Linked DNA regions of Homo sapiens: region 2 is linked to region 1. The links are chromatin loops, found by intact Hi-C in ENCODE. Cell type or tissue: ovary. All regions are shown on one strand. Links, peaks and the distances in the headings refer to the core of each region. The heading gives the core; the rest is flanking DNA. Region 1 overlaps SHROOM3 (shroom family member 3). Region 2 overlaps SHROOM3 (shroom family member 3).

Region 1 (8,735 bases), core at 480-8,479:
TTCTTCCTTGGCCCCATATGGTTCTCTTCCTTGGATGATGCCCAATAAGTATTTGGTTAATAAAAATATGCCGAGTGGACACGAGGCCAGCTTCCTGATGGGTTCCCTGCAGTTATCTATCCTGTCTCATTCGAATGGGAATTACTGTCTTCCCAGAGTACAGCTCTGTTGCTGATATTCTGCTTGGACTACATCAATGTGAATATAACTCAGCCAACGCTCAGACCCTCAGCTGAAGCCACAAAGGGCTAACATCCTGCATCAGGGGAGTCTCATCAAAGGGTAAAGCTGGGGTCACATAGAACACATCCCAGTCCAAATACCTCTGACATGCCTCTCCTAGACTATGCTGCATGGTGTAGTACCATTAATCATCTCCAGAAAAGCACTTTGGAAAGGAGCTACTTGTGGAAAGGAGCAAGAAAGAGAACATGCAACAAGCACGGTGGAAGTAAAGCAGGAAAGTCGATTTGGTAATCCTTCTTCCCTGTTCCCACAAAACATCAGGGAAGGGAGCACGGATGGTTAAGTAGACCCTCTAAAAGGCCATATATACATACCCTATTATAGCAGGAAACATTACTGGACCTGCAGCCAGGACACCTGCACAAGGCCGTCTCTGTAATTGCTATGAGCAAGTCATTTTCATGTTCTGGGCTACTATTTTCTCATGTGTAAAATGAGGAGGTTAGTACAGATGAGCCTGGGGGTCCCTTTACCTTTGACAGTTGATGAACCAAAGGTAAAAAGCAGGGGGAGGGCCTACATGGCAAATCCCAAGTGAGAAAACATGATCTGCGTACCTACATCAACAAGGGATGAGCATGTTCTACATGCAGGCTCCGAGTTGGAATTGGTGTAGAATAAAAGACAGCTTCTGACCTCCAGTCTTGTTGGGGAGGCACACAAAGGATTTGTAGCTGGATCAACCTGGGTTCTAATCTGATCTCTGCCAGTTCCTGGCCACTATTCTCTCTGAACCTCAGGACCTCATCTGTAAAAAGGGGACAAAGTATTATCTACCCTGTGGCTTAATAACCACTGCAAGACAGGTGCTATCATTGTTCAATCAACATGGCCTGCATAAGGGAGATGGATGTGGAAAGTCACCATGGGGAGGGTGACAGGATGGTGGTGTCTTGATGGGTTAATTCCTTAAAAAGGGCAACTACAAATTGCCCAAAACATTTGGGGAGGAATATAAATATTTAAATCCAAAGTGGAGGGGTTTTTTTGCAGATAAGAACAGAAAATATAGGGCATTACCTGAGCTCCTTGGGAATAGATATAGAGGACCCAGTGAGTGGTGTGAAAGAAAGGGCTCCTCAAGGTCAAGGATGACAGAATTAACCTAGAGGAGCTGCCTAGAGGCCACCTCTCACTGGCAGGAGTCGCAGGCACTAGGCAGGGATGGCTGTTGGTGAATGCATCTTCAAGGCTGTCTTTAAAACAGAATGAGTTTGGCCCCAGCTTTTTTCAGCCCCTGAGTCCTTCCTACTTCAGGCTCTGGGGTAGGAGACCCCTCCCCTTTTGTAAGCGAGTGAGGTAAAGGGACTCTGGCTCAGGAAGGTCTCTGAGGGTCCCAATGTAGTCTGTAGGAGCCAGGGTCCTGTCTCCTATCTATATGCAAATAAGTTGCTCCAGCCCTAGACCTGCCTAAAGGAGTGGACATTAAAAATGTAAATGGAGATTGTCATTCATTGGGAAAAAATGGGTCCCTTGCTAAATTTGGCATCAGCTGAGGAATCTTAGCAAAAATGAACTCCCTGCCTTGTTTGTGAGGGAGGCCTAATCCTTACTTTGCCCAAGAGGATTATTGGGTCTTAGAAAGAAGCTCACATGCACTTTTTTTAAGCTCATGCCAAATGCATTTGTGTCCATAATATCCAAGATTCGTTCTGCTTTTTAGGGTATATAATAGACATTCCATGCTATTTAAATGCCTCCAAATATCAAACCTAAATGTTTCCAACCTTTGCTATCACCCAAAGGGGGACTCAGCTTTTCCCAGTGGTTACTTTATATTCTTTGGGAGCACAATTTACATGGACATCAAGGTACCAAACTGCAGCCCATTTGTGGAAAAGTAATGGTTTACAGCTTACAGTAGACCTTTTCTAAGTGTTTGTGACTATAGTTCCATGGGCTGATTTTCTACTTATCCCCTTCATTTTTCCTTTCTCTTAGTTACTATAGGGTAGTGTCATAAATGCTTGAATTCTTTTTTTCCTCATCCTGTATGTTCCTGCTCACCCCAGCACTTTCCTGTGCTCTCCAGGGGAATTCTGGACCCACTGACATACATACCACAAAGTAGAACTGATAAAATCTATGTCCTCAGTTTAGCATGACATTCTCAAAACATTTAAAAACATTACAATTGGCACCTGTGCTGGCTGTACAACATGCAAAGTATTTTTACATAACAAATTTAATCTTTACAGCAACCCTCTGAAATGCTGTCCTCATTTCACAGAAAAAGAAACTGAAGCAAACGTAACTTAAATAACCTGCTCAAGATCACAAAGGAAGTGGTAAAGCTTGGACCCAACCTATTATAAGGCTCCAGAGTGTGCCCTTAACTGCCTTCTCCCACAATCGCATCACTTAAGTGCTTAGTTAGATACCTACAGGGCTGAAAGATCTCTGAAAACAGATTTGCCTTGTTCCAAGAAGAGCATAACAATTCTTCCAGTATTGAATTCCTCAGGAGTGTTGATTTTTGGTGCTTTCTACTAGAAACTACCTCCCCTCACCCTCACCACCAGGGCTGCTTAATTTCCACCTGTAATTCCAAGTCCTGCCTCAACTCTGGGGCCCACCAGACTCTAAATGAGAAGGAATTTAAGAAGCCTCCAAATAGTATGTCAGGAAATAGCTTCAAGACAAACTCTCGGGGCAGAGTACAGTGGCTGACACCTTAATCCCAGTGTTTTGGGAGGTCAAGGTGGGAGGATCACTTGAGGCCAGGAATTTGAGACCAGCCTGGGCAACACAGTGAGACCTCATCTCTTACCAAAAAAAAAAAAAAAAAAATTAATTAGCTGGGTGCGGTGGCATGTGCCTGTGGTCCTAGTTACTCAGGAAGCTGAGATGGGAGGATTGTTTGAGCCCAGGAGTTCGAGGTTGCAGTGAGATATGATTGCACCACTGCACCCCACTTGGGCAACAGAACAAGACCCTGTCTCTTATAAAAACAACAACAAAAACCTCTCGGCTAGTTTTGTTTTCATCTTGAACCTTGAATCCCTATGCTATCCCCCAGTTCCCAGAGCCTGCCTGGTCTTCCAAGCTGGATGTGAAAACATGCCTTTGATGCAAATTCTTTCCAGACTGGAGCCCACCCTTGTTAATGTTGACTAACTTAAGAACAGATGGTATTGGGAACAGAATCTGAGCAGAAAGCAGGTAGAGAAGTGAGTCATCATTTTTATTTGACCAAGCAGAGCAGCCCCTTCCCCCTCAATGGGCATTCACACATGGAAGGGTGACCTCAGGGAGGAGTTTGGCAGGTCAGGGACGCCAGGCCAGGCCAGCCTATGACAGGACATGTCCTGTGAGCAGTCCATCACCCACCATGTCCCCTCCCACTGCAACCCTGATATGTCAAGCCTGGGAAAGGTATAGAACCCACGACAAAGAGAAGGTACTGGACTGTGACCCCATTTCACAAATCCAGCTGCGGATCAATGGCCTCCGCCCCAGCCAGACCTGGCTCAGTAGGGGAGGCAGCCTCCTCTCACTATCACATTCCAGCTGCCAGTAGTGAGGAGGTAACCATGGGAACCGACACAAAGGGCTTAATGTTAGAGGGAAAGAGGCTGGGGGCGATGGTGAAGAGGCTGAGAGGGACTTCAAGTGACAGTCCTGCAATTCTCCTAACTTCAACCATGTGCGTCTATTGTGAGTCAGACTAAAAGACTGAAGTGGAGCTTTTGCACAGCAAAGCAGCCTGGCACAAGGCCTCGAGAGTGTCAGAGACAAGCAGACAGCTAAGATCCTTGTAGGTTCTTCTTCCAGATTTATTTTTTCCCCATCAGAGAGCAGAGTCCTAATAATTTCATTTCCCAGTCATTTTGCCCCAAAATAATACGGCTCATTTGGATGGACATAATTGGTACACAGTGGCACTCTTTCAAATACAGGGCTGCAAGCAACACTTTGCTTAGGGGCTTCTTTCTGCACCATCTGGTTTCAGTCCAGTGTCTCCAAAGGTCTCTGCATGCTGAGGGGCTTCTTCGATGGGTCTGGAAATAGACCAACGTGGCACCACTTGAGTGGCTGAGGAAATGGTCCTGAGATTCTGGCTGCCTAGTTAACTCCACACTGCAATGGAGAGGCTTTGATGTCAGGACCAATAATCCAGAGTATCTTCCACGACACTCAGGACTTTGGGGGAGAAACTAAGTGAAAAGGCTCATATAGGAACAGATACTAGGATCCATATTTATTTAATTACATTTTCCCCTGGGCATCTATACATTATTTTAATGAATTGGTCAAGGTGACTTCGTCTTCATTAAATCAGCAGCGTTTTCAACGTACCATTTGGAACTTATTTTTATTTAAGTTTTAGCTCAAGGTTCTCCAGAATCTGGGAGTTGAGAAAATGCCAATGGAAATAGGAAATATGAAATATCCAGGATCAATGGTAGACTTTTCTTCTTACTGTAACAGTGCTCTGGGGCACATTTCTTACCTTGCTATTTTTTTGGAGACCAAGAAAATATTGCATCTATGTCCATCCCTACATAGACCTCACAAAGCATAGGTCAAATTCTAATAGGCAGCCATGATTCTCCAATTTTTTGTTCACAAATAAGTCGACTGACTTCCTAATTGGAGTCATTGGGGGTAAGGAGCAACGGACAATGTCAGAGAGGACCACCTCACAGGTGGACTTGTGAGGGGCTGGGAAAAGAAAAGACATGTTCATTAGAGCCTTTCCTACAAGCATCCCACAAACCCCCAAAGGTGGTAGACCCATTAACCATTTAAGAACATATTCAAGGAGTCAACCATCCCCCACCACCAGTATTAATCTGCATGCAGCCATAAGCAGGGCACTAGTTAGTTCCACTTATTGGTATAAAACAATCATATCTAAAAGGGAAAGATAGTTGACATCTATTACAGACCTCATCCATTAATTGACAGGATGGTATTGGGTACTAACCCTGGCACCTCCATGCCCTCAGCAAGTTATTTAACCTATGATTTTGGTTTCCTCACCTTTAAAAGGGGATAGTAACAGTGCCTGCCTCATAGGAGTGTGAGGAAGATAAAATCAGCCAGCACAAAACGTATTAGACAGTGCTTGACTCCTAGTAAGTACTCAATAAATGTTAGGAATTAACACCTATCAGGTGCCAGCCTAGTTATATTTACATGTATTCTGTCACTTAATCCTTATAACAGCCTTAACCTAATAAATATTAATACCTCTCTTAAGGTATCATTATCACCATCTTGCAGATGAGGAAACAGCTGCTTAAAGGACTCTCCAAATTACTAGTGTAGCAGAGCTCAGATTCAAACGTAGGTCATTCTACTTGCACAGTCTCTGACCTTTCCACTGTACTCAATTGCCTTTATATAAGACCATTTTGTTTTTGCTATTTTTAGTAAGGAATAACAAGTGAAGCCTTAATGAGAAATGCCAATGTTTAAGAAAATAACATCAATTAAAAGAACTAGGATTTTAAACCTCCACTGTAAGCAGGAGCTTTTAAAACAAACAACAAAACACAAAAAAAAACAAACAAAAAGACTAGCCTGAGACAGACCTCTCTGCTCTGAGAAAAATTCCAAAAGAAATGTGTACACATTCACACTTGTGGCTGGAGTGTCTATGAACCCTTGAGGGTACAATGTCTTATTATTCATCATTGAATTCCCAGAGGCTAATGCGTTCTCAGTAAATGTTTGACAAATGTTTACTGAATGAATTAAACCAACCCAACAACAAAATGCCTCACTTGGAGTTGGCAAAATATATAACATCTTTCCCAAATGCTTTGTTGAACTTAAATTAAATCACTGAAGCTTAATAGATTAAATAAACTATTATAAATTTACCACTCTGTCCAAAGCATTTTACTGAAAAGCATGACGTTAATTTTGATAGAGAGATCGAGTTTTGTTTTTTTTTTCTACCTACATCTTTGGGAAGAGAATATAGTATGTTAACCTTTCATTTGGATTCCCAGAAGATGTTGTGAGCCTCATCTGGGAGCTCAGCTTCGACAATCATCATTAAATCAGTCCTCAGATCAGTCCTCAGGAAAAAAAAAAAAAAAAAAAGGAGTTTGCCTAGTGCGTAGTTCCTCTCTTTGGAGTTTACTTCTGCTGGCAAAACCAAACCCCAGTAGTATTTTGATCACGTACACAAGAACTTCACATTTTAAATCCCCACAACCTTAAAAAATGACTCATCAAGGGCCAGGTGCAGTGGCTCACACCTGTAATCCCAGCACTTTGGGAGGCTGGGGCAGGCAGATCACGAGGTCAAGAGATTGAGACCATCCTGGCCAACATGGTGAAACCCAGTCTCTACTAAAAATACAAAAATAATTAGCTGGGTATAGTGGCATGTGCCTGTAGTCCCAGCTACTTGGGAGGCTGAGGCAGGAGAATCGCTTGAACCCGGGAGGTGGAGGCTGCAGTGAGCCAAGATTGTGCCACTGCACTCCAGCCTGGGCAACACAGCAAGACTCTGTCTTGTTGCTTTAAAAAAAAAAAAAAAAAAAAAAACAAACTTATCAAAATGAAGGTATGCATAGTAATAATGATAAGGATACCAGTTAATATAAGATCCTTGATAATCTTAAATGATATGGCTTTCACAAAAGTGTAAATACTTTTTCATCAACTCCAAAATCACATATTATATTTATCACAGTGCCTGGAAATAGTAGTTGACATTTACTGAGTTCTTACTAAGCTAAGTACCTTCAGTCATTAACTCAATCTTTGCAACAACCCTATGAAGATGTTCTATTATTGTCCAATGTCTTGCAGCTCAGAGGTATTTATTTAATATCTTGTCCAGGGTAATATATGCCTAGAGGCAGATGTGGGATGTATACTCTTGTGTAACTCTAGAACCTAAGTTTTTCTTCTAATTCAGGTAATGCTTTGCATACAATAAAATGCACAGGTCTTAGGTGTTCAGTTCGATGGGTGTGGATAATTGTGTATACCTATGAAACCATCACGAAAAACAAAACATAAAACATTTCCATCATTCCAGAAAATCCCTTCTTATCTCTTTCTAGTCAGTCCCTACCCACTGGCAACCACTGACTTCTGTCATAGATTAGTTTTGCCTATTCTAGCACTTCATGAATAGAATTGCTTATTATTATTTTGTATCTGGCTGCTTTCAGTTAACGTGCTCTTGAGACTCATCCAGGTTTTTGTATCAAGAGTTCATTCCCATTGATCGCTGAGTCGTATTCATTGTATGGATGTGCCACTGTTTCTTTACCCATTTTCCTGTTGATGGATGTAGGGTTGTTTCCAGGTATTGGTCATTATAAATAAGGTTGCTATGAACATTCTGTACAAGTCATTGGTGGACATTTGTTTTCACCTATCTTGGGTAAATACCTAGGCGTGGAAATGTTGGGTCATAGGTTGGTGTATGTTTAACTTTACAACAAACTTAATTTCTTAACCCCTGTACTCTACACCTTCAGAATGGCACTAGCTTATTAACATGTTTTATTTTGCCTCTTATAAGACGAGTTCCTGAGGGCAGGGAACCCATCGCCAGTTCCTGGGATGCCTCCCACACAGTAAATGATTGCTGAATAAATGAATGACCATTGTTCATGCCCCTATTCCTTCTTTGGGTGTTACAACAGCATAAGAAAACTAGTTTCTGACATGCATGAAGAAATCCCACAAGCTGAAGGCTGTGAAATGGAGGCATTGCTCATTCAGGCAAGGTGAAGACTGCCCAGCCACCAGGCTCTACCTCCCAATCTTCTTTCTGACATGACCTTCCCTAGAAAGTGAACCCCTCTCAGTGATCCTGCAGGAGGAAACAGCTCCTGTTCAAGTGATACTACAGAAGGGGAGGAAGGTGTCAAGGCAATTGAGGTCACACAGTGGTTAGAATTACAGGATACTTCTGTCAAACAGAAAGTCAGAAGAAGCGGCAACCCATGAAATCCTGACCTTCTGGAAGTCACCAGCAAAACCTCAGCACTGCTGGACTCCAGGGAAACATCCTCGAACAGAACTTACAAGAATAATTGATTTTGGTCAAAGGTCTGTATGGGTTCTGCATGAAAAGGGAAAGCAAGAATAAACATTGAAGAGACAGTAGAATGTTGATGTTTTAAAAATGTAACCAGATTTAACACATAAGACAGGATTCTAAAAATAACACTAGGTTAAAAGTGGAGAAAACTCAGGCACACTCTTCACACACACCCTGCCCACCTTTCAGGCAAAACTTTTAATTCCCATGAATCAGTTCATTTACTTTAAAATCACAGAATTTATACTGTAATTCACCTATACCTTCCCAGAAAGCAGTTAAATCATTGTTGATTTTCTATCCATAATAGAAAAGGATTGGTAACTCCTAAGAATAATTTAACGTATCTGTTACCAAAAGAAGAACTTTGTTTCACATAAATCAAAACAGGGCTCCACCTCCTACTGGGCTCAGGTACTTTTGGCAACCTTAATTTGCTTTGGTCCCAGGTCACAGAGGACCTGGT
Region 2 (8,735 bases), core at 284-8,283, 140 kb after region 1:
CCATCAGACTTCAAACCCAGGCAGTCTCAAATCTGGTAGTGCTGGACACCGCTATCTCAGGTATCCTCTCTGACTTTTGCCTGGCTTGCATAGCATTATAAAAAAGTACGAAATATTTGAAATGAAATATACTCAAGTTTTTCTTTGCCAACTACAAGTAAAAACACAAAAAATTCACTTACAACAAATTTAGGAGTAGGATAGTATTTGGCAAAAATAGCACCTCCAGCTTTCTTTTGATTAATGAAGGATTAATAAGTAAATAAACAAAATAAATAGCACCTTAATGCAGAAGGTTGGAAGGTTAGATTTGCCAAGGAAAATGGAGAAAAGATCAGAATTGGGATTAAGGATTCATTGATTCTAAGGCCATTCTGATAATCCAATTCAGGATAGGAGTCTGAGTCTGAACTCAGGGTAAAAATATGTATTTATATGAATACACAGCAATTAACCCCAGCAATCTGTTCTGGAGGTCAAATATAGCTTCCTATTTTTTAAATTCAAGTTTTAGATTATCTACAAATAGCAGTGAGCATTCCTTATACTAAACGCAACTTCCATTACCCTCAGGGATGATAAATTAAACCTGAAGACCCTTTCCTTTGTCAGTTTCCATTTTAAAGGTTACCCGATCCCTGGACAACTATTTTACACGTATCTACCAGATAAAGTCTCTGTTGATTTCAGGGAGGATTTGGAGTATGATTCTCATTCGTGTCCATGTCTGCTTTCCTAATTAACATCCTTTGCACTGTCCTTGCATTCCACAAGGGTTTTCTGCAACTGGGAGCTGTTTATTTTCCTTTGGGAATGTTTTTTCTCTGACCCACTTATTATTTTATCATTTCTTCTCCATTTATCCACTACTAGCTGTTAACCTTCACTCTTCGTGTATCAAGCAGCAGACACATGCTCTGTTGTTGCAGCGTCCACAGCGCCTCCTTCACGCCCTCCTCCCAGAGAGGGCTAAACTCTGCCTTCTTTATGGGTCAGCAGATCTTTGAAAGTCTTTGACCCACAACTTACTTGAGGCTTTGCATTTTTCTTGTCACTGTAGCCTTTTAAGAAGGTGTTTCTACTTTTTATTGTTTTTGGTCACTGGGTAAGACAATCCCAAAACTTATATAAACACTATTACCCTGCTCTGTGTTCTTGGCATTTTTATGATGGATGTGAAAGCCTGACATGAGGTGCCGCCCTCGCCCAGCCAAAATAACTTTAAGAGAAAAAGAGGCAGGTACATGGCTGCCAAAATATACATTTTGACTACACAAATGATTTATTCATGAAACAGACATTCCTTCCTATTATGTTTCCAGGAAGACACCCCAGTCTTTTTTAAAGTATAGAGATCACATAGAAAAAAAGAAAGTTAATAAATGAAATGTCCTTAGTCACTCTGGCATCAATAAATCAAAGGAAACAGAATCTCAGGACGATGACGTGTGCCAAGGTATAAAGGTAAGACTTCTCAGGAAAGTGACGGCACTACGAAATACAAAGCCAGATTAATCCAGCGCAAAGAGGCTTCTACCCGGATCTCTGCAAGGTAGGGGAGGAATGTCCATCCATGTCTCTGGAGGCGTGTTGATAATCCCCATCTATAAGCATGTGTCAGATGTAAAGGCAGCCTCCTTTTCCTTTGAAAGTTCAACTATAAAAATCAACACATAATAGATGAGATAAGACATATTCAAAAGGCATCTTAGGGACAAAATGTTTCCCACACCAGAAGCAGAAAGTGCAAGAACTGCTCAGTAACCTTATCGATTGCATTAGCATACGTAAAGAAAGAATGTGTCAATCAGGAAGAGGATTTGGTGTTGACGAGAATGAAAATGGAGAGGAGAACGTTGGCAGCATGATTCCCTGGGGCCCAGAGGGGAAAGGGCCCTTGCTTCTGGATGTGAATCTCTGGCCGCCTGGCAGCCAAGCCCCTATTAGGAAGATGGACCATCTGGCCATCAGAGTGGATCCTAGCAAATACTGGTGCCTACAGAACTATTCTCTTCACTTGGAGTTGGAAATCACTATGCAAACTCCTGACCATAATTAGACTTCCCATTTAGTTTTCTTGTAGGGATAAAGTACTATATACTGGTTTTTGGTCCATATGGCATACTTTTCACTTATAGTTGTCTTTTCCAAAATGAGTCAGTGTAGTAGCATTCTGGTTTATATCCTTCAGTTTCTTGTGATTTGGATACTGTGAATTAACACTCCTAAATTCCACAAGGTCTGAGACAGTCATGACCAATTCTGGACCTGTAAGCTGGGTACTAGCCCTTAAATGGTTGTAAACTCACTAAGAGAATGAAAGGGGGGGCCTCCAGATAACCAGGGAACCAGCATATATGGTATTATGGCAATACTTCTCCATATTAGCATGTGTCACATCTCTCTAGCCTAATCCAGAATAATAATAATCAAATATTGCATATCCACTGTGTACTTACACTTACTTCACTAATGCCCTTTCAAGGTAAGAATGATTATTTCCATTTCACAAATGAGGAAACTGGGGCTTAGAGAGCCCAAAGTCACACAATTTGCAAATAACCAGACCAGATTTCAACCCCATATCTGTCTGTTTCCAAAGGTTCTACTAGAAGAAGTAATTCAAATCTTATATCACCATCTATTAGAAGGCCTACCAGAAGCCACCATGATTATTCTTCATAGCAGGAAACAGAGCAGCCCTTTCCAGAGGCCAATCTATCACCACAGTCATGTTGAAACACATCAGGAGTGTGGATTCTGCCATTAGTACCCAACAGATCAATGCCCAGTGTTTCCAAACTGGGCTCCTGGGTTCCAATGCCAAGGTGAGTTCAAAACCTTCAGCACTCTCTGGACACAAGGAATGGCCCCATGGTTCTGAGCTTGTCTACCCATCTGTTTGAAACATCAGCCCCATGTTTGAGATGACTGCTTACTTTACTGAAATCTGGATCTGCAAGGAATGAGCCTATGCCTAGAGTTGGCCAATAATAATAGAAATAATAGCAGCAGCATCTCTTGTTACCTCAGAGTGTTTCATCTAATCTTTCCAATCACTTTGTAAAGTATGTTGGATTGCCCAAGTATAATTGCCAAAAATTGCATATATTCAAAGTGTACAATGTGATGATTTGATATATGTACACACTGTGTCATGATTACCACAATCAAAAATCAAATTAATCAACACACAGTTACCTGTGTGTGTGTATAGTGAGGACACTTAAGATCTATTCTCATAGCAAATTTTAAGTAAACAATACAGTATTACTAACTGTAGTCACCATGTTTTACCTTAGGTCCCCAGAACTTATTCATCTTATAACTAAAAGTTTGTACCCCTTGACCAACATCTCCCCATTTCCCCTGTGCCCCAGTCCCTGGCAAACACCATTCTACTCTCTGTTTCTGTGAGTTTGACTTTTTTATACACCATGTATAAGTGAGAAGATACAGTTTTTACGGTTCTGTGACTGGCTTCTTTCACTTAACAAAATGTCCTCCAGGTTCATCTACATTGCTGCAAATGGCAAGATTTCCTTCTTTTTTTATGGCTGGATAATATTCCTCGTGTGTGTGTGTGTGTGTGTGTGTGTGTGTGTGTGTATACATAAACATATACATATATACACCACATTTTCTTTGGTTTGTCCCTCCATGGATACTTAGATTGTTGCCATATTTTGGCATAAATACATATATTTAAATCCTCATTTAAAGATGAGGATATTGAATTTTCAGTGAGGTTAAGTAATTTGGCCAAGCTCACACAGCTAACAGGTGACAGCCCTGGAATTTGAACCCGGGTCTGTCTGAATCCGGTGCCTATGCTTTGAGCCACTCTGCATCACTGACCACCAGAGAAGCAATTGCTGGTTGATGGCCCTGTAGACAGACCAGACACAGCCCAGCACACTAGGGAGAGTCACTAGAGCCTGGAGACACAGTGGGACCACAGTCATCGCTGTGTTTTTTGTGGCTGGGAGGAGCTGCTGTTCCCCTGAGCATGGGCTCACTTAGGAAACATTTGAGAAATGAATTAATGCAGGTCTTTAAGAGGCCATCTGTGGCATGATGGAAGACCAGCTTACTTTCTACAGCCTGAAAATGGTGGGGCTTCATTGATGACTCCTGAAGTCTCAGCCAACTAGAACATTCTTAAATACTGTAACATTAGCTGCTATGTGAGGCAGCTGAAATCTAAGGAAGAAATATTCAAATATGCAAAATATTTGGGCCTAGCGCTTAGCAGGTCAAGATAATGATGCTCAAGTGGCATGAAATAGAATCAGGCAATCTGGATTCTATTCTGGCTTTTCAACTTATCAGCTTGGCTACCTCCAGTAACCTATTTAATCTCTTGCCTGTAAAATGGGGATAGTGATTAGCTATCTCATGGGGTTCATGTGCAGATTAAATGAGCTAAGATGTGTAAAATGTCTCAAGCAGTGCTTACTAATAGAGATCAAAAAAATAATTCAATTCCCATCCCCTTTCCATAAATAATTTCCTCCACGAAGGGTTGGTTCCCGGGAGTACAAAGCTTCTGATGCTAAGGCATTAAAATCAAACACAACCCAACACTTTCCCAACAGAGGAATCACCACTATTGAGACCAGAAAACAAAACAACCAATGAGAGAATTTGCCTGTTTTGAAGAACCCTGTGATGCAGGTGTGGTTCCCAAAATGCCACTGAAAGCTCCAAGCCAATTTCTTTCTCTAGTCCCACCAGACAAAAAGCTTATTAGAGCTCTGACCGCATCTGGGATGAGTGTCACTTTTCATCAGGTCCCAAAATTTAGGTAGTCCAGTGAGGTCTATCCCTGACAAACCAGTACCTGCTGGGAAATGAGTGTTCTGAAAGACAGCAGTGTCTGAAATGTCTTCACCCCACTTCCTCCCCACATCCCACAAGATAGGAAAGAAAAAAGAAAAAAAGGCAGGATCCATACATGGAGGTTTAAAGCCAAGCTACCAACCCCGAGCTCTTTTCCCAGAGGTGGGGTAGGGTAGGGAGAGAGGTGGGGTGAGGTGGTAGGAGGGACAGGGTGGGGGTCTGCCACCTACCTGCGCACTACCAGCCTGAGGGTCTTGTAGGATCCTTTCACCAGGGAAACTGCCTCCTTTCTGGAGCTGCTCAGAGTCACCTCATTGATGTGCACAACCTCATCCCCAGCCTGCAGTTTGGAGCTCAGGGTGTCTGCTTTGCCCCCTTCTTCGACCTGCTTGGAGGGAGAGATGCGACAGCCACGAGTGAGCTTTCCCCTGGCCTGGGGTCTGTCCGGCTATCCCGAGCCCAGCTTAGACTCCTGCAGAGCCCAACGGACCAGCTAGGGCCACACCCCAGCGCTTGCAGCCAGAGGGAAAACTGTGAGAGCGCAGGGACTGGCTCTGGGTGTCCACACCCTCAAGAACCAGCACCCTGCCTGCCCAGGGAGGGCGCCCTTAAACATCAGCTGAATGAACGACAGAACTCAGTTTCCATCCAAAGGCCATTATCCCACGGTGCTCAGGACATCTCCCCAGCCCTTGCTTTACATCTTCAAAAAGTCCACTCAGGGCAACTGTTTTATCCCTTTAGAAGAGCAGTCCCCAAACTTTTTGGCACCAGGGACCAGTTTTGTGGAAGACAATTTTTCCACGGATGGGGTGTGGGCGGATGGTTTTGGCGTGGTTCAAGTGCGTTGCATTTATTGTGCACTTTATTATTTTTTCATTATAACATATAATGAAATAATTATACAACTCAGCATAACATAGAATCAGCGGAGCCCTGAGCTTGTTTCCCGCAACTAGATGGTCCCACTGGGGGCGATGAGAGATAGTGACAGATCTTCAGGCATTAGATTCTCATAAGGAGTGTGCTACCTAGATCCCTCGCATGTGTAGTTCACAATAGGGTTCGGGCTCCTGTGAGAATCTAATGCTGCCACTGATCTTACAGGAGGCAGAGCTCGGGTGGTTATGTGAGCAATGGGGAGCAGCTGTAAATACAAATGAAGCTTCACTTACTCATCCACTCCTACTGTGCGGCCTGGTTGCTAACAGACCACTGTAATGGTCCGTGGCCTGGGGGTTGGGGACGGGTTACATTAGAAGTTGAGTTCCTCTGGCCGGGTACGGTGGCTCATGCCTGTAATCCCAGCACTTTGGGAAGCTAAGGCTGGCAGATCACAGGGTCAGAAGATCGAGACCATCCTGGCTAACACGGTGAAACCCCATCTCTACTAAAAATACAAAAAAATTAGCCAGGCATGGTGGCAGGCACCTGTAGTCCCAGCTACTCAGGAGGCTGAGGCAGGAAAATGGCATGAACCCAAGAGCCGACGCTTGCAGTGAGCTGAGATCACGCCACTGCACTCCAGCCTGGGTGACAGAGTGAGACTCCGTCTCAAAAAAAAAAAAAAAAAACACAAACAAAAAACAACAAAAAAAAGTTGTGTTCCTCTTACCTTACTTTTTGTTCTAAAATTATAATTCATTGGATACATAAAGTAGTACATTCAGACAATGGAATATTATTCAGCACTGAAAAGAAATGAGCTATCAAACCATGAAACAACATGAAGGAAACTTAAAATGCATATTTCTAAGTGAAAGAAGCCAGTCTGAAAAGGCTACATACCACACAATTTCAAGTGTATGACATTGTAGGAAAGGCAAAACTAGGGAGGCAGTAAAAAGATCAGCAGTGGCTGAGGTTAAAGGGAAGGGTAGGATGAATATGGTGGCACAGAATATTTTAGGGCAGTGAAACCATTCGATATGATATTGTAGTGGTGGACACATGCCTTGTACATTTGTCAAAACCCATAGAATGTACAGCACCAAGAGTGAACCTACTATAAACTATGGGTGACAGGAGATGTCCATGTAGGTTCATCAGTTGTAATAAATGTATCACTCTGGTGCAGGATTTTGATAGTGGGGGAGGCTATGTGTATGTGTGGGCAGCAGATACATGGGAAATATCTGCACCTTCCATTCGTCTTTTTTTTATGAACCTAATATTGCTCTTAAAAAATAAATACGCTGGCTGGGCACAGTGGCTCACGCCTGTAATCCCAGCACTTTGGGAGGCTGAGGCAGGTGGATTTGGATTGCCTGAGCTCAGGAGTCCAAGACCACCCTGCGCAATGTGGTGAAACCCTGTCTCTACTAAAAATACAAAAATTAGACGGGTGTGGTGGCACACACCTGTAATCCCAGCTAGTTGGGAGGCTGAAGTGGGAGAATCGCTTGAAACCACGAGGTGGGCCTCGTGCGGTGTCTCATGCCTGTAATCCTAGCACTTTGGGAGGCCGGGGTGGGTGGATCACCTGAGGTCAGGAGTTCGAGACCAGCCTGGCCAACATGGTGAAACCCCGTCTCTACTAAAAACACAAAAATTAGCTGAGTGTGGTGGTGCATGCCTGTAATCCCAGCTACTCGGGAAGCTGAGGCAGGGAAATCATTTGAACCTGGGAGGTGGAGGTTGCAGTGAGCAGAGATCATGCCACTGCACTTCAGCCTGGGTGATAGAGCGAGACCCCGTCTCAAAAAAAATAAATAAATAAAAGAGAAAAGAAAAGAAACCAGGAGGTGGAGGTGCAGTGGGCCGAGATTGCATCACTGCTCTCCACTCCAGTCCAGCCTAGGCGACAGAGCGAGACTCTGTCTCAAAACAAAACAAAACAAAACAAAAATGTCCTGCACTATTATTCAGTCAACAAAGTTATTCAACACCTGCTTTACATCAGAAATTTTTCCAAGTGCTTGGGCTATAAAAGTGGACAAAATAGACAAAAACCTTTTGATCTTCTGATGCTTAAGTTAATGGGCAGAGGAGGGGAAGCAAACAATAAACATAATAAACAAGTAAGTAATGTAGTACGTTAGAAATTAATCATATGCTTTGGAAACAGGAAAATAAGGCTCGATCTGGGTCACATGCCAATGGATACTTATAGACGTCAATAACAATGAAAGGGAAGTAAAGGGGAAAACAAAAACAAAACCTGAGTAAACAAAACCTCACCCATATTTTCTCTTTTTTTAGTAATTACTCTCCAGAATTGCCCACATGTTCAAAAACCTTCAATAGGTCTCAAGATACATAAAATAGACCAAGCAATTATATATATACATATATTACATATACAAATTATATGCAGACATAGCTACATACATATATAGATATCTATATATATGTATATGTATATAGCAAACATAATGAGGAATGTATATGTATATAGATATATGTATATACATATATAATTGCTTGGTATGTCTATATACATATATTATATAATTGATATATCTATATACATATATAGATATTTTGGGAGACAGACTCTTGCTCTGGTGCACAGGCTGGAGTGCAGTGGCACAGTCTTGGCTCACTGCAACCTCAGCCTCCTGGGTTCAAGCAATTCTCCCATCTCAGCCTTTTGAGTAGCTAGGACTATAGGCGTGTGCCAACAGGTCTGGCTAATTTTTGTATTTTTTGTAGAGATGGGCTTTTGCTGTGTTGCCTGGGCTGGTCTTGAACTCCTGGGCTCAAGTGATCCTCCCACTTTGGCCTCCCAAAGTGGTGAGATTACAGGCATGAGCCACTGTGCCTGGCCAATATATACTATTTTAATATATATAAAATAGCTTTTATTTTATAAATAACAATTAAAAATTTAGGCCAGGCGCAGTGGCTCATGCCTGTAATCCCAGCAATTTAGGGGGGCCGAGGCGGGCGGA

Evidence for each region. Peaks named below come from ENCODE experiments on the same cell type or tissue, not always from the same donor. Only the 100,000 strongest peaks of a DNase experiment are listed, where the experiment ranks them.
Region 2: it touches region 1 in a loop (4-fold over the local background); 2 of 110 quality-filtered maps call a loop at or near these places.

Annotation. Positions count from the first base shown.
Region 1 is chr4:76,691,389-76,700,123 of GRCh38, reverse strand. All of the region lies in intron 2 of SHROOM3 (shroom family member 3), which reads right to left. Among named protein-coding and RNA genes, the nearest start is that of SHROOM3-AS1, 110 kb to the left of the region's middle. RefSeq lists enhancers at 2,442-2,541, 1,977-2,695. In ovary, for the core only: no CTCF peak of the experiment used is centred there; a DNase peak (open chromatin) is centred at 3,572.
Region 2 is chr4:76,552,101-76,560,835 of GRCh38, reverse strand. SHROOM3 (shroom family member 3) reads right to left here. Exons shown (of 11, transcript NM_020859.4): 2 at 5,073-5,227. Among named protein-coding and RNA genes, the nearest start is that of MIR4450, 17 kb to the left of the region's middle. RefSeq lists an enhancer at 1,495-2,126. In ovary, for the core only: no CTCF peak of the experiment used is centred there; no DNase peak of the experiment used is centred there.